3 separate regions of the Homo sapiens genome follow, and regions 2 and 3 are each linked to region 1. Evidence: chromatin loops called from intact Hi-C (ENCODE). Cell type or tissue: CD4-positive, alpha-beta T cell. All regions are shown on one strand.

What was found. A loop is a pair of places that touch in the nucleus more often than their neighbours do. Peaks named below come from ENCODE experiments on the same cell type or tissue, not always from the same donor. Only the 100,000 strongest peaks of a DNase experiment are listed, where the experiment ranks them.
Region 2: a loop joins it to region 1, with 4 times the contacts of the local background. A loop is called at or near these places in 5 of 110 quality-filtered maps.
Region 3: it touches region 1 in a loop (4-fold over the local background); 12 of 110 quality-filtered maps call a loop at or near these places.

What each region holds. Positions count from the first base shown.
Region 1 is chr11:128,191,918-128,199,917 of GRCh38, forward strand. No RefSeq gene overlaps it. Among named protein-coding and RNA genes, the nearest start is that of LINC02098, 13 kb to the right of the region's middle. In CD4-positive, alpha-beta T cell, a CTCF peak has its summit at 3,220; a DNase peak (open chromatin) is centred at 3,364; H3K27ac peaks cover 344 bases.
Region 2 is chr11:128,466,908-128,474,907 of GRCh38, forward strand. The region is part of intron 8 of ETS1 (ETS proto-oncogene 1, transcription factor); the gene reads right to left. Among named protein-coding and RNA genes, the nearest start is that of MIR6090, 51 kb to the right of the region's middle. RefSeq lists enhancers at 2,637-2,796, 2,847-2,966, 3,267-3,316, 3,327-3,426, 4,245-4,364 and 1 more. In CD4-positive, alpha-beta T cell, no CTCF peak of the experiment used is centred here; DNase peaks (open chromatin) are centred at 1,054, 3,404, 4,604, 6,924 and 5 weaker places; H3K4me3 peaks cover 6,828 bases; H3K27ac peaks cover 8,000 bases.
Region 3 is chr11:128,266,875-128,274,874 of GRCh38, forward strand. No RefSeq gene overlaps it. Among named protein-coding and RNA genes, the nearest start is that of LINC02098, 62 kb to the left of the region's middle. In CD4-positive, alpha-beta T cell, no CTCF peak of the experiment used is centred here; a DNase peak (open chromatin) is centred at 4,757; H3K27ac peaks cover 1,178 bases.

The sequences.
Region 1 (8,000 bases):
GGTAAATATTTATTAAGAATTATCTGCCAAGTGTTCAGGTACTATATTTTTAATTTACTTTAAAAATAATGTACTTTATAAGAACAGACACAGTTTTATTTGAAGAGGTTAAAGAAATCGGGGCAAAAGAAGAAGGCAGAAGAAAGCTCACCTGCAAAATACACACAGTATGACCTGATGAACATGTGAGAGGTAGTCCACAAATTTGACAGTAATACATTTACTTCTTGAAAATAATGTAATTCAAAATCAAAATATTTGGGGATATTTTTGATATTCCATATTTTGTCCTTTCAGGTATTGGAGGTCCGCTTAAATGTGTTTTTCCATTCTGAATGGATATTGAAAAGCTCTCGAAAGCACAGATGCCTGGGCCACCACCAGCTCCTTAAGTCAGAATCTCTAAGGCAGGACAATTTAAAAGCCTTTAGTGATTTTTATGTATACCCAGGGTTGAGAATCACTGTTTTTCTAAGCATCTCCAAATACTGTACGAATTGGCATAAAAATCTCAAATATATTCATATTATGTCAATTAAAAATTATTTCAAAACTAAATATATTCAAGTCAAATATGACACATACACACATACACACACACTCTCATGTGTGTTGAATCAACTGTCACAAAAATCCCATGAAACCTCAACTAGAAATTACACAAAGGGGATAAGGATGATAGCCACCCCTCAGACTGTGAAAATTAATGAGATAATGGGTATAAAGTAAATATCAAACTATCCAATAAATGTCTATTGTTATTGTTGAAATAATAATTAGCAATTAAATATTAATTGACCTTCTTTGACCCCTGAACTCCTGCAGGTCATTTTCAAAACGGCAGCCAGAGTGATCTTTTTAAAATGTAAGCCAGATAATGTCATTCTACTCAAAACTATCCAAGGCCTTTTCATCTCGCATGGAATTAAAATCAGGGTTCTTACCAGGGCCTACAAAGAGCAGTAGGATATGCGCTGTCCTTTCTGATACACTCTCCACTGCAGCCTCCATAGTTCACTTTGCTCAGAGGGACAAGTTCTCGTGTTTCCTTGGACAGGCTGGACATTCCCCACCTTGGGGGCTTTGCACTTGGTTTTTCCTCAGCCTTCAAGGCTCATCCCACAGATATTCGCCTTCTCCTTCTTTATCTTCTGTAAGTCTTGGTCTAAACACTCTCTCCAGAGAGGAGGCTTCCCTCAACACTCCAGCCCCACCTAGGCCTCTTCTTTGCTCTATTTTTCTCCTCCACACATAAAATGGCTTGATAAAAATATATTTGTTTATTTCTTTAGTTATTTTTTCACCTCCCTTTCTCACTCTATTTTTTCTCTACAGTACTTGTAACTGTCTGATAAACTATGCATCCTATATATTCATTTTATTTAGAGTGAGTTCCATAAGAATGCTTATCTTCTCATTTACAACTGTACCTCCAGTAATAAAAAATTGCCAAGCACAAAGTAGGTCTTCAGTAAATATTGAAGTAAGAATTAGCTGTTCATCACAGAAATAAATAAAATTATCTCTGTGGCTGGTCTGATGGATAATTAGGCATTTGTTCTGCAACTTGAGGTGTAATCTTCAAGTTGTGATCCCGTGAAACATGTCGCAGAGCTCCTTACTAATCACAATCTGTGACTCCAACAGTTAAAGCCTGTGAGAACATGGGCACATTAATTAACTCTCTAATCCTATTTTCTGATTTTGAAGTGGAGATAAATCCACTTTATGATATGAGAGTTAAATGAGGTTGACATTTAATTTCTAGAACTCCTCATCTGAGTTTTGTGGTTGCTGTTGTTCTTTCAGGCCAGGGGATGTGGCTCCATCGCATGGAAGATGAGAACTGTGCCTTTGTATCTGGTAATTTGCTTATTTTATGGAGTTATCTTTCTCCATTCATATCCCTTGCTAGTGAAGTATGAATGATGACTTGACAGAAATATGTGAGAAGCTCCTGGCGATGAAGGAATTGGTTTAGATCGTGTTTAGGGAGGTTTCCTTCCTGCCCTGACAGGCTATGGCTCTTTCATTCACACCCTAGTGTTTCTATCTATCAGAACATCGGCAGACACCTCAGTTGGTAGAAGGGTTTGAAACGAAAAAAGAAAAGTAAATGTAAAAGGCAATTTTCCTTTTATCATATCCCTGTCCCCAAGGATTCTTGATTTATGAGTAGGTTTTACAAATCTCCATAATGCACAACTTAATAACTCTTTTGTGTTCTCTTGGCAAAAGGTTGCATAAAGAGGGTTAAATGACCAGCCATCTTCCAGTCCTTGGTGGCTATAAAATCCAAGGTATAAAAATAAAGCACAATGAAATAGTGTAAATAATAGGATGACATTTAGAAAAAAAGGAACTTGGGGAATAATAACTGGAAAAAACTTCCTTATGTTTTAGATCAGTTGGATGATGAAATAGTCTCTGAGGGAAATGGTGGGAGCCTTCAAGCTTGAGATATTTTGAAATCTGGTTGTACTGAGCCCCAAAGGTCAATACTACAGGATCATTTGTTTTGTTATGTTTTGTTTGTTTTGTTTTTAAAGAGAAGGCAGCAACATAAGTTAATAGGTATTTTTCACCCTAATGCCAATTTATTGAATCAGAACTTGAGACTGTGTCCCTTACTCAAGTAACATATTCATTTTTTAACCAAATGGCAATAGTCCCAGGGGTGGTTCATGTAGCCACATATGGTGGTTATTTCTGGAAACTTTCTCCATAAGTATATTGACACAGTTCCTTTCTTCCTCCCTCCCTCCCGCTCTTCCTTCCTTTCTTTCCTTCCTTCCTCCCTTCCCTTCTCTTCTTTTCCTCTTCTTCCCTCTGTCTCTTCTCTTCTTGCCCATCTATTTTGTTCTGTTTTGTTGTTTATTTCCAGAAACATATGAAAGGTTCAACAAACATCTTTTCCCTCATCCATCATCAACTCTTAAAGCATGTCAGATCTTAGACAGAGCCCCAACTGCAAGTGACTATATCCAAGTGCTCAGAAATGTCCTATATGATAAAGAAATACACAAAAGAAGTGGGAAGGTATAATTAAATAGCTAACAGAAAGTGGCTGTAAATCAATGAATTTATCACAGTAGTCTTTGCACTCAGATATATCATCTTTAAATATCAGCGATGTCTAAACAACACTTGAAGTCAATGGTAGTGGAAATTCAATAGAGATAAGCACAAAGTCTTCCCCAGTTCATAATTTTCCAAAATATCGCTCAACATATTTCAAATCTGTTATGTAATTTCTTTACTTTCCACTTGGCTTTGCTGTACACCAATTCAAAAAGCCATCTCTTCCTGCTTCTATTATACTGCCTTGCCCTGAAATGCATTTGGACGCAACTGAACCACAACGGTTCCCGCAGTAAAGGAGTGAGCAGAGGCAAGAGTAATCTTATGTAACAGTTACATAGGAAACAGCTGGGGAAGTGAGAGATCGGTACAGCCAAGGCCAGCCACAGGAAAGAAACACCCAAGCATCAATCATCATGTTCAGAAAATGACAATATTTAATTCTACCAGGAAAAAAAAAAAAAAAACTGAGGTGGTGAGGGAGCAGAGAATGGGTGAATGTCTGTCCAGGCTGTTAGACAAACATAGACTCTGGATTTATTTTGAATTTAGATAAATAATCCCTGCATCCTCAGCAGGAATTTTGTTCTGGGAAGTTTGTACTTCTGTTTACGTGCCTGCCCTGGGTCTCAGTGTGGGAGCAGGCAAATGGTTAGTGCCTGGCTTAAAGTTTACAGTGGAAAGCACTTCATCAACAAAGTGTATACATTCATTCAGCCACCCAAAAATGCAACATATATTTCTCTGGATTTTTAATTTCCAGTATCTATCAGATAAATATATGTATATTTACATTTATATATATATATGTATATATTTAAAATAAATATATTGTATATAAAAAATATATATATATATTATTTTTTCTTGCCCTCTCCAAGTTCTTAACCACTTTAATTAACTTACTAGCTCTCCCACATGATATGAGACATGATTCACCTTCTACTGGATATGAGCCTACATGAAATTCAAATAGAGAAACGTCCTTACTGTCTAAACCTGAAACCACAGGGAGAAAGAAAATAGAAAACTTTTCACATAAGACAGGTAATTTTCTTAACAACTACAGATTAATATATTTTTTGCTGTAAATTTTATAGGACATTCTGTAGCCCAATTGCAAGAGCAAATTTTTCACAATGTATGTGTAGGTTTCTACCTTCAGTTTTAGAGAATATTTAGTGAAATCAGAGATTTGTTTTATTTATTTGAATATCTTTATTGTCTGCAGTTTTATTACTTTTGGAAAAAAAGAGGAAAAATCCAGCCTCTTCTGGTTTGCAATCTAAGCTCCATTTTTTTCAGGCTATTTTAAAGAGACTTCCATTATGAAATCCATTCTCTAACATCTGCAAGACTTGTCTTTTTCTGGAAGAAGAGTGGTTATAGTAATTGAGTAATAGGGAGTGAGATATGTCTCAGCATTCTGCACATTTTATTAATCACCAAGTGGTAAATAGTAAGCCTCTGCCCTCTATTTATAGTATAATTGGATGTATTTCATGACACTGGCTACACATCTGGTCAAACTGTAAAGCACACTTGCAGCCACCTTCTCTTTTTGAACTCCTAATGTATCACAGACTACAGAAAGATGTCTGCAGATAATAACAGAAACACAAAGTAATGAAAACCTTCATGAAGGACACTTCCATGGATTGCCAGAGCATGTGTCAATCTATGAGAAACTTTGATGGATTCAGCGACCTTCTTGAATTAAACAACACAATAAAAGGTTTTAATGGTAATGTAAATTAAAAATGCAATGTTAAGTAAGGCCTTAGGGATCTTGGTGAGCAGAACTGTTGAGATGGTGTTCGCAACGGAGTCTAATTCTTTGCACAATCATACATTCACACACATCGGTATACAAACTCCTGAGTTCCCACATGTGGATTCACAATTTGTAAAAGATTCTGTTTTTCATTAGGCTGGGAAGAAATGTGTTCCACATTTCTTTAGGATTTGAATTCTTTATAGGGAGAGGGTGGAAAAAGGAATCTATCTGAATATTGGACTTCAAAAACATAAGAACCAAATAAAGAGATCTGCACTCCAGAGTATAACTAATTCCAAATTACTTTGCCCAGTGATTTTAAGAAGTGAGATTAAATGTAATAATGCCTACTTTCCCCAGGATTTGAGTTTTCTGGACAGCATTTACCAAATGGGACTGGTAGAGGGTGTAATAGTGCTAATAGAAATGGTACCATTCTTACCTTCCCTATTAGATCTTCAGTTAGATATTGGCAGCCCCATGGTGTTTGTGTTTACTAATCAATGCTAGTGGTTCCAGGAAGCATTTCACAGTATTAATGAATTACAGGCTTAATAAACCTGTTTTCCCCAATTTCATGACTTTCTAGGTCAGAAATTCTCAAATATTAATGTACCAAAGAGTCTCCTAAGTAGCTTGTGAAAAGTACAGATCCAAGCCATGCCCAAAGATGGAGTCTACATCTCAGTCTCAGATTCTGCGAGATATCCGTAGGGTATTCTGAGATACCCTACGGATAATCCAGATGCAAATGATCTCTAAAGTTCACTTTTAATAAATGCTGTTCCAGAGATATTTCCCTACTTCATCTTCTGTCTTCTCCAAAATCATAAAGCTATTGGGGGGAGAGGGTTCAGTAATTATGCTTATTCTTGATTGTTGGACAGTAAGTCACTTCAATAGCACTCCCTATAGCACCATCATATTTAGGGGCCTTAAAAAATAAGTTAGCCTTCAGTGAAACTCAATCAGTACTTAATCAATTACTCTACCCAAGGATGATTAGCATTCTTTTTGTTCTAAGACATAAATTAGATGGAGGATGAGAGTCATCAGTGAAATGGATGCCCTACTACCATAAAGTCATTTGGCATTATGTATTATAAGACATAAGTGTATTGTGATAAATTAATCCTATTATATTATTATATGACTATGTTATATTACTATTAATATGTCAAATAATTTGATATTCTTATGATAAAATGATATTCCTGCATGGTTGTATCAAATAGCTGTCAGATGAAAATTACGAGTTATTTATCTACTGTCACTAATCAATGATTTTACTATCAATAATTTGTGCTACTGGGAGATTTTATTGGAAACTATAACAAAAATAAGAGGTACTATCTATATGTTAAAAACTGATTTGATTGTATTATGCTTTTTTAGCTCTGATTACCTGAAAGTTATAAATACATTGAGTTTTTGCCCTAATTATCCAATAATTGTCTTATTTCAATATTTTATTCTGTAATTTAATATTCTGTTCCATCTATGTTCATGACTGTCACTCTCCAGAGCACATTTTTTTTCAATGAGTAAAATTACTAACAGAAAGGGGGGACTTAATTTAACAGGAAAAAAAATTATGCAAGAAAGGATTTATGGTCCTGCAGATGTTTCCAGCTGAAATACCAGCTGGCATTGTAGTTGTTTGTGTGGAGTGGAATCCCATAAGCCAATGAAAGGAGACAATCAGTTTTAGCTGACTCAAATTTTTTTATTTCCATTTTTCTAACACAGATGAATATGATGCAAATTGTTTGAAAATAAGAGCCTTACAGCTAAGTACATTACCATACTCTGTTGAAAACAAAAAAAAAAAACCTGGTGACGTGACAACTGTCTAGAAATACTGCCTTCTAAAGGTTGTTAAAATGTGGCGGGAACCCTGTTAGTTATTTTGACTTTTGCTGCTATTGCTGGTGCCACAAATGATGGGAATGCCTCAGTTTTATAATGTACTTTCCTTAAAGAGTTCAAAGGTCCTTACCAATAAAAGCCATTGGGGGCCAGGCACAGTGGCTCACGCCTGTAATCTCAGCACTCTGGGAGGCCAAGGCAAGTGGATCACCTGAGGTCAGGAGTTCGAGACCAGCCTGACCAATATGGTGAAACCCCGTCTCTACTAAAAATACAAAAAAAAAAAAAAAAAAAAAGTTAGCTGGGCATGGTGGCGCGTGCCTGTAGTCCCAGCTATTCAGGAGGCTGAGACAGGAGAATTGCTTGAACCCAGGAGGCGGAGGTTGCAGTGAGCCGAGATAGTGCCACTGCACACCTGCCTGGGCAACAGAGCAAGACTCCATCTCAGAAATAAATAAATAAATAAATAAATAAATAAATAAATAAATAAATGTTGTTGGGGAAAGTGTATACCACATCTTTTCTCATGTCCAGGCATCATGGGTGACATGGCACGGCAGACTTCCATGACATCAATCTAAAAATGACTGGAATATGGTATCCCACACTTGATGAGTGATGAAATGTTAACAACTCTAATAGCTCATATATACTCAGTGTTTATTATATGTCAGGCACTTTATGTTATCTAATTTTCACAAAGTTCTATGATCTATTGTTATATTAAACTCATTTTACAGATAAGGACACTGGGGACAGTTAAATTTTAAATAACTGACCAGAGGTTGTATGGTCAAGACCGTACCAGAGATTCACACTCAGGCCTGATCCTGAAACCTCTGTGCTCTTAACCACTTTGCAGTATTAAGTCCTTTGTTTCTTACATTTTATTAGGATATGTTCAAGACATATTGCAAACAATCAGAAAGTTGGAAGAGCAGAATGGCAGGTCCTTACATTGCTCAGTGTCAATATTAACATTCACTAGGCCAATAGACATTGCTGAGCATTTACTAAGTGCCAACTAGGAGCTCAGGATATGGATATAAGTGTTCAGAAAATAATATGACAAAGCTTAAACAAGGAATGCCCTATTATTTAGTCATTAAGAGAACAGAAGTAGACAGACAGGCAAGCTGCTAGGAAAACTCAGCTAAACCATACTAATTTTGCTTGAAACTGGAAGACAAAATTTGGTGAAGAATTGGTCTCTATGTGAAATACGCTGATCTGTGCCAAGAATCTGGTCTCTACCACATAGTTTCAAATGATC
Region 2 (8,000 bases), 270 kb after region 1:
TGTCAGTTCCTGGCTCCCTCCCCCGATTCCTGTAGAGAAACCCCACAGGCGCACTCCAGCCTAACTGGTGCACACAGGGCTCACCCTTCAGAAAGCCCACATTTTTGTACCAAGTGAGAGGAGTTCATGATGGCCGCTGAAGCGTCCCCTCTAGCACCTTTTTGCTGACTCCTAAACTGCCTTTTTGTTGTGGGGAGCAAGAGAACTAGGAAAGACATGGAAATGTTCTTCCAGCCAGAAACACTGGGCCAGGGTGGGCGCAGTTCCTGGCTGGGCCCGTGGATGGTCTAATACAGGAGCCTGTCTCCACAGCAATGCATCACCCTCACTTCAGGTCTGGGAGGGGACTTCAGGGCCACTTGGAAACCCAAAGCTTAGAGGCAGCTCTGGGGTTGGAAGGCACACTGGCTACACAGATCCACCAGCGACACCCACATCCAGGCCCATCAGAAGTTCTCACACCCAAGATTGGTGCAGACAATGAATGAGTCCAGCACTCCCAGTTACGACTCTTCTAGAGGGTGTTTCTGTGTGCTTAGCGGAGGTCTGCCCAAATCCACAGGGCTCCAGGACCCCATCCCTTGCCCTTGCTCCAACATATCCTAAACTTGTAAAGCCTCTTCCTCCATTCCCCCTGCAACTCCCCCTTATCCCTGTGCCCAGCCTCTTCCACCTACCCAAATGGACTGTGGTCTCAGTGACCTTTGTCCCCTAGAGCAGAAAACGGTACTAATAATAGCGCCAGTCATGGGAAGGGGAGCTCACATGTTCAATGTGACTCATAATGGTGTCCCTGTCTGGGATCTCCAAGGCAGTCAACAGCACCCTTCACGATGCTGCCCGGGAGTGTCACACATCAGGAATCCAGTGGCATCACTGGGAAAGTATGCTTCTCAAGTCGAAGCTCTGAGCCACAACAACAGAGGGGTCCCTGTTAGAAGGAGGTCTCTTTCCAGAGCCATGCGGGCGGGAGAGCACCACACACACACTCCACACACCCATCTCCCATGGCACGGAGCCTCCACACCCCCTGCTGTCTGCTCCCTCTCCACCCTCCCTCTCAGGCGGCTGCAGGGGAATTTCCTTCTACTGCTTTGTTCTTCTCAGCCTCTGGAGAAGAGGACAGTTCTTACTACACACTGACAGGTCTGATTTGAAGAACGTGCTACAAGCTCTGAAGAAGAAATACCAGGTAGGAACTTGGAGAGCTCCCAAGCCTACAAAGCAAATCACACCAAGGATGTTCACCCCCTAAGGGGACCCCCAAGGCTCCTCAAATCTAAGGCAACAATCTCACTTTTTAAAAAAAGTAAAGCTTCAAGTAAATTACTGCTCATTTGGGTCATATTTCCTTGTCTGGGAGCTGCAAGGCCCACTATCTGTCTCAATGAGGAGCTGGTTATTAAAAATCCCCTGCTATTCTGGTCCCTTGCCCTGAGGCTGAGAACTGAGCAGCATAAATACATATATAGCAATGGGCTAGGACAAGGTGTTAGTAACATGCTCTTGATGGAAATCCCTTCCATTTCCCGATTTGTCAGTATCATTCTTCTCATTTTCCAGATCTGGGAGTTGCCTGCCTGTGACAAGGACATCCTCACAGCAAGTGAACAGGGTCAGGTTGAACTTCACTTTTTCCTTCTACTCCTTCCTCATTTCCATTTCAACCACAAGTTCTCACTCTTGTCACCTGTGCTCTGCTGAGAGGAGAACACAGGAGTTTTCTTCCAAACAGAAGGAGGTCAACGCTGGGCAGGCACCTTCCCAGGCAGTCTCCTCATATTTCCATAGTACATGGCTTACACCAAGACCACCCCATTGGTTTGGTCTCTGTCCATTTCTCCCATCACTAGAATATATGCTGTAAGGACAAGGACTTTGTTTTTTCACTGCTTCAACCCAAAGCCTAGCACAGTGCCTCACCAACAAACACCAACAAACAAAAAATTCTTTGCTGTTGAATGACTGTGTCATTTGACATGTTCTCCCTGAGAACACAGACTATATCTTACTGAGCCATATATCCTCAATGCCAGGTATGATAGCTTGTCTTCAGCAGGTACTCATTAAATATTTTCTAAATTACATTACTGAAACAAACCTCCTCTGAAGAAAGGCATATGGATTAGAAAGTCCGCTCAAATGGCTTCTCTCTATTAAACAATATTTGGGGCCAAACAATATGGGTGACCCTCAGGCTGCATTTCATCAACGTGTTCCCAAAAATGAAAATGACTACCTGTCCTTTGGGAGTTAATTTGCTACTTTAAGAAGCTAATCCCTTTAGCTCTATTCTAAAAGTCAAATCAAATACCTCGGTGTGGGCAGGACACCACATTTATTTTAACCTATGAAACTCTCATGGTTGGTCACCCTTGCAATAGGGCTGACTCTGCCCTGATAGCACACATCTGGCAGGTGGCCCTAAAACAGAGGAACAGGCCTGCTGGCCCCTCCCTTCCAGCCAGGTGTCTCTACCCACAGCCAAACGATGATGGCAAAAACAGAACATTCGAATCCAGAAATGACCCATCTGTTCACAAGTGTATCAATCTGCCTTTCATGCTACCACAGGAGGACGCACCTCTGAGGGTGGGGTGGGTGACTCCCCAGTCCAAGCATCACCCCTTTCTGTCAACCCTCTTCTAAATCACCATTCACAAAGGCCCCTAAATCTCCTGATTTCCATTAAGTTTAAGGACAAAACAGAAAACATCCTGACAGTTTCTTGGCCTCTGGACCAAGCTCAACCTGAAGCTGCACAAAGTCTTGTTGCCTGAGGATGAATAACTCAAGAAACTGTATTGCTGGACTGACTGGCAATCAAGACCCTGAGAAAATTATTTTAAGAAGATTAAGGGCCAGGAGTGCTTGATATTTTGGCTGAGTTCTATGTCTCTCATTTCTTCTGAGTTGTATATTTTCTTTGCCCCACCCTGACCCAATCTTATCTCATCTCTAACACACTCCATGTATAACATTCTATAACTGGCCAATACGGCCGTGGTTTAAAGACTCACTCTGTGTCAGTATATTCTATAAACGTGTTCCTGTATCAGTGGCTAATAACTCAAGGGCAGTGATTGGGAATATAACTTCCAATAATTCAACTCAAACAACAAAGAACATTCTGACAGGTGTTTGGAAAGCATACTTGCTGAACACGATGATGAACAAACAACAACTTTATAAACTTGTATTTGTTGCTGAGATAGCCAGTATCTAACCATGAAAAAGAGTGAGAAAACAGCTCTCAAATCAGTTAAAACCAGTCTTTGACTGCCGAGTTCATGTCTCTTGCATGTTAGATCAAAAACGAAAGGAGGAGGAGTGTCAAAAAATTTAAAAATAAAAGCCATTTTACATGTCAGGCAGTGGAGTACTGAGTGATGACGGCATCCTATAAAATTAAAATATATGATGCCTGTGGGAAAGCCCCGGGTAGGGAGTTGAGGGTACGAGGCTTTGATATCAGTTCTTACCTGAATCACCATATGCAATCTTATGCAACTCATTTAATCTCTCTGGGCTTTACTTTTTCCTTTCCTAAAATGGAAATAGTAATCTCTGCTTCTCTTTAGTTTATAAAAATGTAAATTAAGTCCTTATTACAAAAATCTGCATATATACATATATATAGACAGAGAGAGAGAAAGACACTTAAAGAGGTGAACAATTTAGGAGCAACTGAATATACAATAATGGAATTACAAAGAAGAATGAAACAACAGAAAATATATTTTTAAAAACAATTTTCAGTAAAAAACAAGAAAAAAGATGCATTTAAAAAAAATTGTAAAAGCACTAGAAAAAATCTAATTAGACTTCCAAGGATTAAATTGGCCTTCGTATGGCAACTTTGAAAAAGTAGAAAGTTGGAGGTTAAGGAAAAAAAAGTTACAGTATACGAATGTAAAAATTTTTAATATTTTCAATGAGAATAAGCATTTAGGACTTTTTTAAGTTAGGGAAGACTCTGAAATCCTTGTTCCCATGTTAAAAGTGCACACGCACCAAAAGAGACAGCAGATGCAAACTGCTTTGCAAGTGAAAGTATCACAGGCATATATGGTTTAGGGAAATCTTGGCCACAGATGGACTTAGATCCTCTTTTCCCGATGCACCTTTTTCCTTAGTTATTCATGTCCCTCACCAAGTATTCTTCACCTAAGTATTGTATAGAGCTCACCTAGAGCAAGTTCAACACCGTTCCCCACAAATGCCAATAGTTTGGGCCCAAAGAGACGGGTCCCACCAGCATTAACTGGGGTTCAAGCAGAACCTCTTGTCCAGCCATCAGGGCCCAAGACAGGCTTGACAGCAAGACCAGGTGGCTGGCAACTGGCCAGTGGAGTCCTCCCACCTGGAACAGGGTTAAGTGAGGCTTATTTGGCCAGTCTGACTTGGGTCTGAGAACAAGACAGTTACACATTTTTAGGGTATGAGGGAAAGACCTTTGTTTTTGCTCTGGCTCTGCACACCTGCAAGTGCTCAAGTACACATGTGTGGGGGCGGCAGCAGGAGAAAGGGGACTGTTCCTCTCTTAAAGGGGCAGTCTCTATTCAAATGCAACCACCTCTTTCTTCTAAACCCATCAGTAACTCTGTCTAACACATTCAAGCTAACACTCAGACACAAACTTGGACAGTGAGCCAGTGAAGCTCAAGTCAGGAAGTGGGTTTCTTTATAGCTCTTTCCTCCTGATGTCTTCTAGGTAACCGGTTCTTTTAAGAAGTCACCAGAGATGGGTTAGGTTTGGATTTGGGGGAAGGGGATAAGAATTTTGTTATAAACCAAAGAAAAGGTTTTTCCAGCCACTATAAATGTACAAAGAAAAATCTTCCTAAGTGTGTAGGTAATGAGAAGAAAGAAAGATATGTTCACTGATCAGGGTTAGAAAACAGGACTTTAGAAGTCTGAAGATTATAGTCTTTTCTCAGTAGGATTCTCAACTTGCTCTCTGGAATTTATTTTATCCTAGGGGTTAAGTTTTCCCTGCATGTCAACAATGAGAGAAATCACTAGTTAGGTATAATAGAATCCTTGGAAGGTAGTTGAACTAGATCCTAAGTGATCATTTGCACACCGAATTTTGTAAGCATTTATCCAGCATATAATCTCTGAACACTCCTCAAACGTAGCCAGAGTGTGTTGAATAGCAAAACACAATATTAACAACTGCATGGAGGTAGCGGAACAAGTACTTTTTGTTTCACCATAACGTGATAAGCTGAAAGTGTCCTACCTACGCCTTTAAAGAAAAAAAGAACAGAGAACCTAGCCTTGAGAGGCCTCCATAAGAAACTCCACCGCCTCAGCTCTGAATGTCAAACACCTCCACAGACCTGTGCCCTGTGAGCATCTCCAACAAAGCAAGTCCCATCCTTGTTTCAGAGTTTAAACTTTCACATTCAATCACTCTAGGAGAACTTTCACTCTCATTATCTCTCAGGGAGAGGTGAGTCATACAAAAGACAATAAAGTTTGGGGAGTTACAGTCAACAACATGCATTGAACTCAGAAGCCCATCACGGACTACTGAGAGTGTCGGGACACATGGTCTTGAGTCCTGCCACATGGAAAAGCTGTGCTGGTCTCAACAAGCCATGTTTACAGCTCAGGTCCCTGCAGCTGTCACACTACCTGTTCTACTCAGTTCTCCTGCTTCAGGGAACATAATTGACTGGCTCTACCATGTCCACACCAGCACCCCTCATCCTGGGGACTGCTCCAGCCAGGGACTGAGCACAGTGAGGGCATGCAGGTCCACCCCTGTGAGACACAGAGCTCCTCCAGCAGACGACCTTGACCCAAAGATCCCCTGGGCCCAGCCAAAGTTTTCTTAGAATGGAGCTGCAGTTGAGGGCTCTTTCTACCCAAATCTCCTCCTTCCAGACCTGCAGCATGGTCTGAAGGTTCCGCTGCCTTCTCTTCGCTGCCTTTTTTTCCTTCATAGATGCTCCTTCCGTAAACATCTTGCACATCTAATCATGTCTTGGCACCTGCTTTCCGGCACACTCAAACTAACACAGTATTTTGAATATTTTCTGACATGTGAAAACCCTGAAAGTCATCTTATTTGTTGTTTGCTGTGTAACATTGGGCTAGACCTCCTCCTCTAAAAAGAAAAAAAAAAGTCTCGATTCCCTCATTTATACAATGGGCATAACAGAAACTTCCTCATGTGATATTTGGTGAAGGATTTAAAAAGTCAGTGTATATGAAGGAGTCTAAGCACACAGTAGGAACTTAATACATCTGGGATTGAGCTAAATAATTGAAAAGACCTAATTATTATTAAATGCCTGCTACGCCCCATGACACTGCCAGCAATTACTGCAATTCTATAAGTAAAATGCGTTGTTCCCTGGCCTCAAGGAACTTAGAATTATACTGGAAAAATAAAAGGTTTGGAGAATACTATGGAATGTAGGTGACAGCTAGCACTTAGAGCCTAGCTTCCTGTATACCCAGCACTGCTCCAAGTGCTCTCCATAAACTAATTCATTAGTTCTCACAACAAGCCTATGGTATAGAAACTATTATTACTGCCATTTGCAGATGAGAAAACAGATACAGAGATGTTAGCTTGCCAAAGGTTACACAGCTGCTCACTGGCAGGGCCTGACTCCATGCTCTCAATTCTACAGGGATGGCCCCTGAATGTTGCCCTTGGTAAAACTGCATGGGATGACCACTCTTTCTTGTGTTTAACTTGGACTTCTCTACCTGCAGGCATCCCCAAGTGACTGATGGGGTGCTGATGAGTGCTCCAACCTGCAGGCATCACATGCAAGTCACCTTAGGGAGACAGGAAGGGCAGCGCTTCTCTTGAATGAGCCTCTACAAAGAGCAGCAGCTGCTCACTCTCTGCAGCAGGGGAGGCCGTCCAGAGAAAAGAAAGAAGTGCCAAGGGGGCAAAGGCAGGGTCATCTGGGACACCTGGCAGGGCCTTTCCCAACAGAGGTGATGGGGAGTTTCCGAGGCCTGTTGTTTAAAGGCAATAAAGACTGGTGTGGATGTCTCAGCAGCACGCTGGCTGCATTCTGCTCAGTGGAAACATTTTGCTTCCTCCAAAGGTGGAGCTTCAAACTGGAGACAGAGTGGAATTCCAGAACAGTCACCACCCAATTCCATTATTTGTAGTGAGACTTTATTAAAGAAACAGTGACCCCAAAAATCTAAGACTCAGAGACTCTTCCTCTAAAACAGGCAGTGGGCTATACCCAGAATAGAGGGGTCAACCCGTGAGTCTCCTGGTATCCAAAATCCAGGCACCCTCAAGACCTCAGAGAGTTGTAAACAGCACCAGGGTGCAGGATGTATTGTACAGTATGAATAGATCCCTTCTGTCCAAAGACTGCTTGCAAGGTATTACCGCAGCTGAATCAAGACACTAAGATGCTTCAGCCAGTTGTGGTCTTTGAAAGCCATGACAGAAATAGGCAATCACCACTTTCCACGTTTTTTAAAAGACATTTAGAAAAAAAAAAGTTCATAGTGAGGACGAATCTTTTTACCATGTGATCTTTTTCTACTGGTAGCAGATGATTAAGAAAAATTCATACAAAACTAATTAGATAGGAGGCAGAAACAGTGGAATTACTCACAGGCAATAGAAAAGAGCTTTGCCTCCCAACCAGTTCAAATCTTCCCGGGAATTTTCCTCCTCAGTGCTCCAAAGTATTTTCCCGTCAATCACATAACTGAGCAGCATGTGAGTCTATTACTCCACTGAGATCCCCAGGTCCACGCCAGGCACCCCTTTAGGATCCACTGCTAAACCCAGCACCGTGAATGGAATCCCTGCCAGCATCTCAGCTGCTGGCTGACAGGAAGGCTCTATTTAAGCTGAGGGGGCTGCCAGCTTCCTGCAACTAGTTAATCACAACAGCCTCTGAGCAAGAAAGGGAAGACACTCTGTTTCTGCCCTTCTCATTCCCAAGCTCTTTTCCTCTTATCCAATCAGGTACTGCCCAAGGATGGTCTACATTGAGACT
Region 3 (8,000 bases), 75 kb after region 1:
CATTCTTCCCCTTATCAGCTTTATTGAGATATATTTTATATATCACATGTTCACCCATTTAAAATGTAAAATTCTGTAGACTTTCAGCATAATCACCAATAGGTGCAACCTTTACCACAGTCCATTTTTGAACATTTCATCATCTCAAAAACAAACTCCGTAGCCTCTAAATGTCATCCTTTAGCTGCCTCAGCCCTGAGCAACCACAAATCTACCTTCTGTGTCTATATGTCTTTCTGGGCTTTCATGAGAATGAGATCATACAGCACATGGTCTTTTGTGACTGGCATTTTTCACTTAGCAGAATTTATTCAAGGTTCATCTATGATGTGGCATATATCAGTACATATAAGCTCCTTGAGTTACAATGGAGGCATGTCCTGATAATCCCCTTGTAAATTGGAAATATCGTGAAGTCAAAATGTATTTAACATACCTAACCACCAAATATCATCATTTAGCATAGCCTACATTAAATGTGTTTAGAACACTTAAATTAGCCTCCAGTTGGGCAAAATCATCCGGCAACACAGCACACTGTAGGGTATCATTTGTTTGCTCTCATGAGCACGTACCTGACCAGAAGCTTTGACTCACTGCTGCTGCCCAGCATGGGGAGAAAATATTGTACAGCATATTCACTAGCTTGGGAAAAGATCAAGAATCAAAATTCAAAGTACAGGTTCTACTGTTTGTGTATCATTCATTTTTTCATTATTTTAAAGTCAAAAAATTGAAAAGCTGTAAGTCAAATCATTGTTGAGGACTGTCCGTATTTCATTCCTTGTAATGGTTGAATCATATTTTATTATATGAATATACCATATTTTGTTTATTCATGGGTCCATTGATGGATGTTTCTGTTATCTCCACCTTTTAGCTATTGTGAATATTGCTGCTATAAACATTTGTATACAAGTTTCTATGTGGTGGGGGACACATGTTTTCATTTCTCTTGGATATATTAGTAAGAGTTAAATTACTGGGGTATATGGTATCTGTAAGTTTAATCATTTGAGAAACTGCCAGACTGTTTTCCAAAGTGGCTGCACTATATTATATTCCCATTAGTAGTGTACGGAGATATTGATTTTTTTATATCCTCACCAACACTTGTTATCTAACATTTTTATTCTAGCCATCTTAATGGAGATGTAAAGTGGTAACTCCTTGATTTACCATGGTTATTATTTACATTTCCCTGATGACTAATGATACTGAGCATCTTTGCATGTACTTGTGAGCCATTTATATACCTTTCTTGGAGGAATGTCTATTTGGATCTTTCACCTATTTTTAATTGTGTTATTTGTCTTTTTATTATTGAGTTGTAAGAGCTTTTTATATGTTCTGGATACAAGTCCCTTATCAGATATATGATTTGTAACTATCTTCTCCCATTCTGTGGGTTGTCTTTACACTTTCTTGGTGGTGTCTTTTGAAGTATAAATTTTTAGTTTTGATCAAGTCTCATTTATCTAATTTTTATTTTGTTGCTCATGTTTTTGGTGGCATCTTATACATTCTTTGCAAATCCAAAGTCATGAAAATTTACCCTTATATTTTCTTGTAAACATTTTACAGTTTTCTGCTTTTACATTTAGGTCTTTGATCCATTTAATTTTTATGTATGGTGTAAATTATGATCCAACTTCATTCTTTCACATGTAGATATCTAATTTTCCCAGAACCACTTGTGAAAAGACTATTCTTTCAGCTTTGAATGGTCTTGGCATTCTTGTTTAAAATCAGTTAACCATGGACGTATGTGTTTATTTCTGAACTTTTGATTCTATTTCATTGACATATATGTCTATCCTGGGGATAGTATCATACTGTTTTGATGATTGTTATATTGTATTTAATCTTGAAATCAGAAAATGAGGGTCCTTCTATTTTATTCTTCTTTTACAGACTCGTTTTGGCTTTTCTGCATTCTATATAGATTTCAGAATCACTTTTTCTATTTCTAAGAAGAAATAATCTGTGATTTTGATAGAAATTGTATTGAATCTGTAGATCAGTTGGGGTGTATTATTAACAATGCTAAGTCTCCCAATCTATAAACATGGTATGCTTTCTCATTGGCTTATATCTTCTTTCATCTCTTTCAGTAATGTTTTGTACATTTCAGAATATAAATTTTATGCTACCTTTGTTAAATATTTTTAATGTATTTTATTCTTTTGATACTACTGTGAATTAAATTTTTTATTTTATTTTCTGTTCATAGCAAGTATGCATCAATGCAATTTTTTTGTACATTGGCTTTGTAATTCTGTTCATTTGTTGAACTCATTTATTCATTTTAATAGTTCTTAGTAGATTCCTTAGAATTTTCTCTACACAGGATCACACATTCAGTTAATTGAAACAGTTTTACTTTCTCCTTTCAAATTTAAATGCATTTTATTTCATTATTTACCTAATTTCCCTGGCAAGAGCCTTCAGTATAATGTTGAATGTAAGTGCTGAGAGCAAACATCCTTGTCTAGTTCCTGATATTAGAGGTAAATTGTTCAGTCTTCCAGTGTTAGATATGATGTTAGCTGTGGGTTTCTCGTAGATAGCCTTTATCAGATTGAGTCCTTCTATTCTTATTTATTGTTTTTATTAGGAAAGAGTTTTGAATTTTGTCAACTTTTTTTGCGTCTATTAAAATGATTATGTGATTTTAAAATATTGATAATATGTATCACATTAATTATTTTCAGATGTTAAGACTAAATCCCACTTGGTCACATGTGTAATTCTTTTTATATGACACTGGATTCAGTTTGTGAGTATTTTGCTGAGGTTGTGTGACTCTATATTCATGAGTCATTGTTCTGTAGTTTTCTTGTGATATCTTTGGTTTTGATTAATAGAATGAGTTGGGAAGTGTTCTCTCTGCTAATTTTTGAAAACAGAACTGGTATGAATTCTATTTTTTAAATTTTGGGTAGAATTTAATGGTCAATCTATCTGGGTCAGGGCTTTATGTTGTGGATAGTTTTGTTTTTAATACTTTAATCTCTTCACTTATTATAGGTTTATTCAGATTGTGATTTCTCCACAAGTCAATTTTGGTGGTCCATAACTTCCAAGGAATGTGTCCATTTTATCTAATTCAGGGGTTCCCAACCCTGGACCACACAGCAGGAGATGAGTGGAGGGCAAGGGAGCATTACTGCCTGAGCTCCTCTCCTGTCAGATCAGCGGTGGCATTAGATTCTCACAGGAGTGGATCCCTAATGTGAACTGTGCATGGGAGGGATCTAGGTTGCATGCTTCTTATGAGAATCTAACTAATGCCTGATGGTCTGAGGTGGAACAGTTTCATCCCAAAACCATACCCCACCCCCAATCTGTGGAAAAATTGTCTTCCATGAAACCAGTCCCTGATGCCAAAAAGGTTAGGGACTGCTAATCTAATTTATTTAACATGTGGTGTACAAGAGTTCTTAGTATTTCTTCATAATTCTTTTTGTGTTTCTAAGCTTAGTAGTTTGTCTCCTTTCATTGCTAGTTCTAGTAATTTGTGTCTTCTCTCTCTCTGTCTCTCTTCTTGGTCAATCTAGCTAACGTTTTGTTAATTTTATTGAGCTTTTCAAAAACCATTCCTTGGTGCCACTAAATTTCTCTATTGTTCTCCTGTTTTCTTTTTCATTAATTTCTGCTGTAATCTTTATTATTTTCTTCTTTCTGTTTGCATTCTGATTAGTGTGCTCTTCTATGTTTAGTGTATTAATATGAAAGGTTAGATTATTGAGGTCTTTCTTCTTTCTTAATGAAGTTTTCAAAATAATTGAAGAACACTTGTAACTTAATTGAAAGAGAACACCAAGTACTCATTAAATGAATTTTTAAAAAATAATACCCAAACAAATGTATACCTCATCATGAGATCTGCGTACACCAGAGATAAAGAGAAGTTCTAACATCTTACAGAAAGAGGAAATAAAGAACAAAAACACAATGTGAGAATCATAAATAAAAATTTAATTATATTTCTTAATAGTGTTACTGGAAGCTAAAAGGTATTAGAACAAGGCCTTCAAAATTCTGAAGAAATTGATTTTTAGTCTAAAAAATTCTATAATCACAAACCTAACATATCTAACAGAAGAAAAGCAATGTCTTCACATATTAAAAAAATCTAAAAACAAATTAAAGGAAAAAATACAGAAAGCCTAACTTCTAATCCTACATTTCCGGAAAAGTTGCTGTAAATATGGCTACAGCATAGTAGGGAGACTGTGTGTATATGGGGGCAGGAGTATATGGGATATCTCTGTGCCTTTCTCTCAATTTTGCTGTAAACCTAAACCTGTTCTAAAAATCATCTTAAAACTTTGCTTAGGAAAAGTGACTTAGCCTTTATACATTCCACTGGAAGGTTAAAAATCCATCCTAGTAAAAAGAATAAACCACTATAGTTTAAAGGGCTCATATCCTAGTAGAAATATTTATGCTCCAACATGCCTCAGATCTTGCTAGTAAGAAAAGTTTGAAGCACCACAAAGTTGACCTTCTTATTAAGGTCCTTAGAAGAGATAAGCTGATGCACAAACACCTTTTAGTCTTTGTCTTTGTCAGAATAAACTTCCTTCCTAGACAGATGGCAGATCGCAAAATGTCAGGTTAGCTTTGAGGCCAGTTAATTCAGATGGTGTCAACATAAATAGCTGTTGACTTGTTGTGGAAAACCAAACTCCAAAACAAGACCCAAATATTTTATTATATGCAATTTTGCTTTCAGATCATATTTCCTGTGTTATTCCTGCACCCTGTTTTTTTTGTTATTACTACCAATATTTGCATGTAAACAGGATCTCTGTTGCTTAGCAATTCATTACTTCTGTTTTTTTCTTCTCAGCTGAAATTGTCTTATTTTTGTAGTAGAGAAGAGAACTGTCTGATTTCTCTCCCATCTACAAAGTTTATCCCATTTTGAAATCTGAACATAAAGTTTGTTTGTAGAACAAGTCACTCAAATGTTCTTCAGACTTTTGTTTGTATTTCAATTCTCACTGGAAAGGGATTGAAAATATCATTGCTTTTGACTACTGCTGCTTTCTGCCAATTTTATGGTTACTCTATACCTACTTCAGTCAGTGAAGATCCCTGAAAGGGCATTCATTAAAATATGTTTAATGATTGGGAAAAATTAGAAGAAAACAGATTCCATGAATAGGGGCTAGATAAAGATGTGTATTGAATCCATGATACAAATGTCCTATGGAACCATTGTAAAGCTATTAACCATGAGATAGAACTACATGAATTAAAATGGAAAAATGGCCAGAATATATTTAAAAGTAGAGAAGTAAAAGCAAGTGGAAATACAAAATGTATAGTATGATCTCACTTATATATGTAAGTTGGGTGGTGAAGGGACCTGTACAGACCTGTCTTTTATTTCATACTCTGTGTCCTGTTAAGAGTGTGTGTGTGTGTGTGTGTGTGTGTGTGTGTGTGTGTGTGCGCGCGCGCGTGTGCTTTTCCTCTATAATGAACTTGTATTGCTTTTATAACTAAAACAAAAAATACCCAATACAGTCACTGACAGGCTCTTATTTTCTATCTTTCTGGGTTTTGATAGCTGTCATGACAGCAGCAGAAACAGCAAACTATAAAGTTATGGGAAGTCATTCTTGGCATCCTACAGAGTAATAGCCTCAAGGAGATTCTTTGTCTCTCAACAAGTCTCACTGACACATGAATATCTCATCTGCAAGATTCCCCTGGAAATGAGAATCCAAGGTTTAGAATATAACCTCTTATGTTATAGAGTATACTTTCAAATGGCAGTGAACACTGGCTTCAGTACTGGCAAAGGGAAATGACGAACAAGATACCTACTCTTCAAAAACTATACATGCCCTCCTGTTTCCTTTCATGTTCAAATAAAATAACATTTTTAGGCATCTTAGATAATATGTGAAAATCAATTGCTCAACCACTCAAAAGAAGTATCCTTCCCCACAAACCCAAAGAGAATCAACACATCACGTTTGCTAGTCTGAATATTTTTGTCTCCACAAAATGCATATGTTAAAACCTAATCCCCAAAGAGATGTGTTAAGATCACTTAATAAGAAGTGATTGGGCCTTTGGGAGGTGATTAGGTCATGGGGGCTCCTCCCTCATGAATGAGATTAGTGCCCTTATAAAAGAAGTCTAAGGGGACTTGTTCATACCTTCTACCATGTGAGGACACATAAAAGGTGCAATCTCTTAGAAACAGGCCCTCACCAGACATTAAATCTGCCACAGCCTTGATCTTGGGCCTCCTAGCCTCCAGCACCGTGAGCAATAAACTTCTGTTGTTTGTAAGTAACCCAGTCTAAGACATTTTTTTGTTATAGCAACCCAAACAGACTTAGACAATGTTCAAGCAGAAAAATTTCTGTGCAAATGAACTCAGCTCAAGCTAAGCCAAGATCTTTATCTAGCAAAGTGACACTGCAGATTGATTCCCAGTGTTACTTTCCAATATACGGACCCCTTCTGAATTCTAAGCTGACATAAATCGGCTGGAGGTATAAACACTACCATGACCATTGTACAACTCTCTGGTGTTCTTTGCATTTTGACAAATGAGGAAATGAAAATTATAGTTGTTCTTTATAATTAACATTTTTTTTGAGATCCTCAGAGTGAAGTTTATATCACTGGGCACCTGCTGAAGAGAAGGAAGGCTTTGTGGTGCTGGAGAAAAAAGTTTGGACTAAGAGTCAAGTGAAATAAGTTCTCCTAGCCTTACCAATGTGAGTGAATGTGAACTAGACATTATTTTCCTAGGCCTTAAGAATTTTTCATTTGAAAAATGTGGAACTAGAACAGATGATACTATATGTTCCTCACAATTCTAGAGAAACTTGGTTCATGAGATTTCACATGGTTTGTGTTGGTTGCACAAAATCCCTTACATATAGTCTATTACTTGGTGGAATGCCTATGTGACATAGCAAAATTTCTACCCCACCCTCACTCTGCTTATCTTTTAAAGTTAGGACGCTTGCTATGAGACGTTCCCTTTGTACTCAGACCAGTTGAGACTGGTTAGAACCAAGATAGCTAACCAATGACTTCAAAAAACCTCAGACTTCATTAGAATCTCATTTCCATGCTAAATGACACTCCCCCACCCACCACCATGACAATTGACAATCACTCATGACAGTGACTGGAAGAAGCTGTGAAAGAACAAAAAGGAAGGCAGCACTATTGATTCCAAGAAGTTCACTGCCTATTCCTGGAAAATACATGAATATTCTTCCCCTCATTTTTAATGTCCAACCCCTTCATTAAAGAAGCCATATCTTTAATTTTTTAATTGTTTTTATTTTTAAACTTTTAAGTTCAGGGGTACATGTGCACATGTGCAGATTTGTTACATAGATAAACTCATGTCACAGGTGTTTGTTATACAGACTAGTTCATCACCCAGGTACTAAGCCTAGTACCCAATAATTATTTTTTCTGATCCTCTCCCTCCTCCCACCCTCTACCCTCCAGTAGGCTCCAGTGCCTGTTGTTCCCCTCTTTGTGTCTGTGTGTTCTCATCATTTAGTTCCCACTTATAAGTGAGAACATGCGGTATTTGGTTTTCTGTTCCCGCATTAGTTTGCTACAGATAATGGCCTCCAGCTCCATTCATGTTTCTATAAAGGAAATAATCTCATTGTTTTCTATGGCTGCATCGTAGTCCATGGTGTATATGTACCACATTTTCTTTATTCAATCTGCCGTTGATGGGCATTTAGGTTGATTCCATGTTTTTACTATTGCGAACACTACTGCAAAAAACATAAACATTCATGTGTCTTTATGGTAGAACAATTTATATTCCTTTGGGTATATACTCAGTAATGTTATTGCTGAGTTGAATGGTAGCTCTGTTTTTAGCTCTTTGAGGAATTGCCACACTGCTTTCCACAATGGAAACTGTATATTTTAACCTATTCACACTTCACTAGTCGAGAAGTTGATTTGTGAGCCACCTTCCCGCTTCT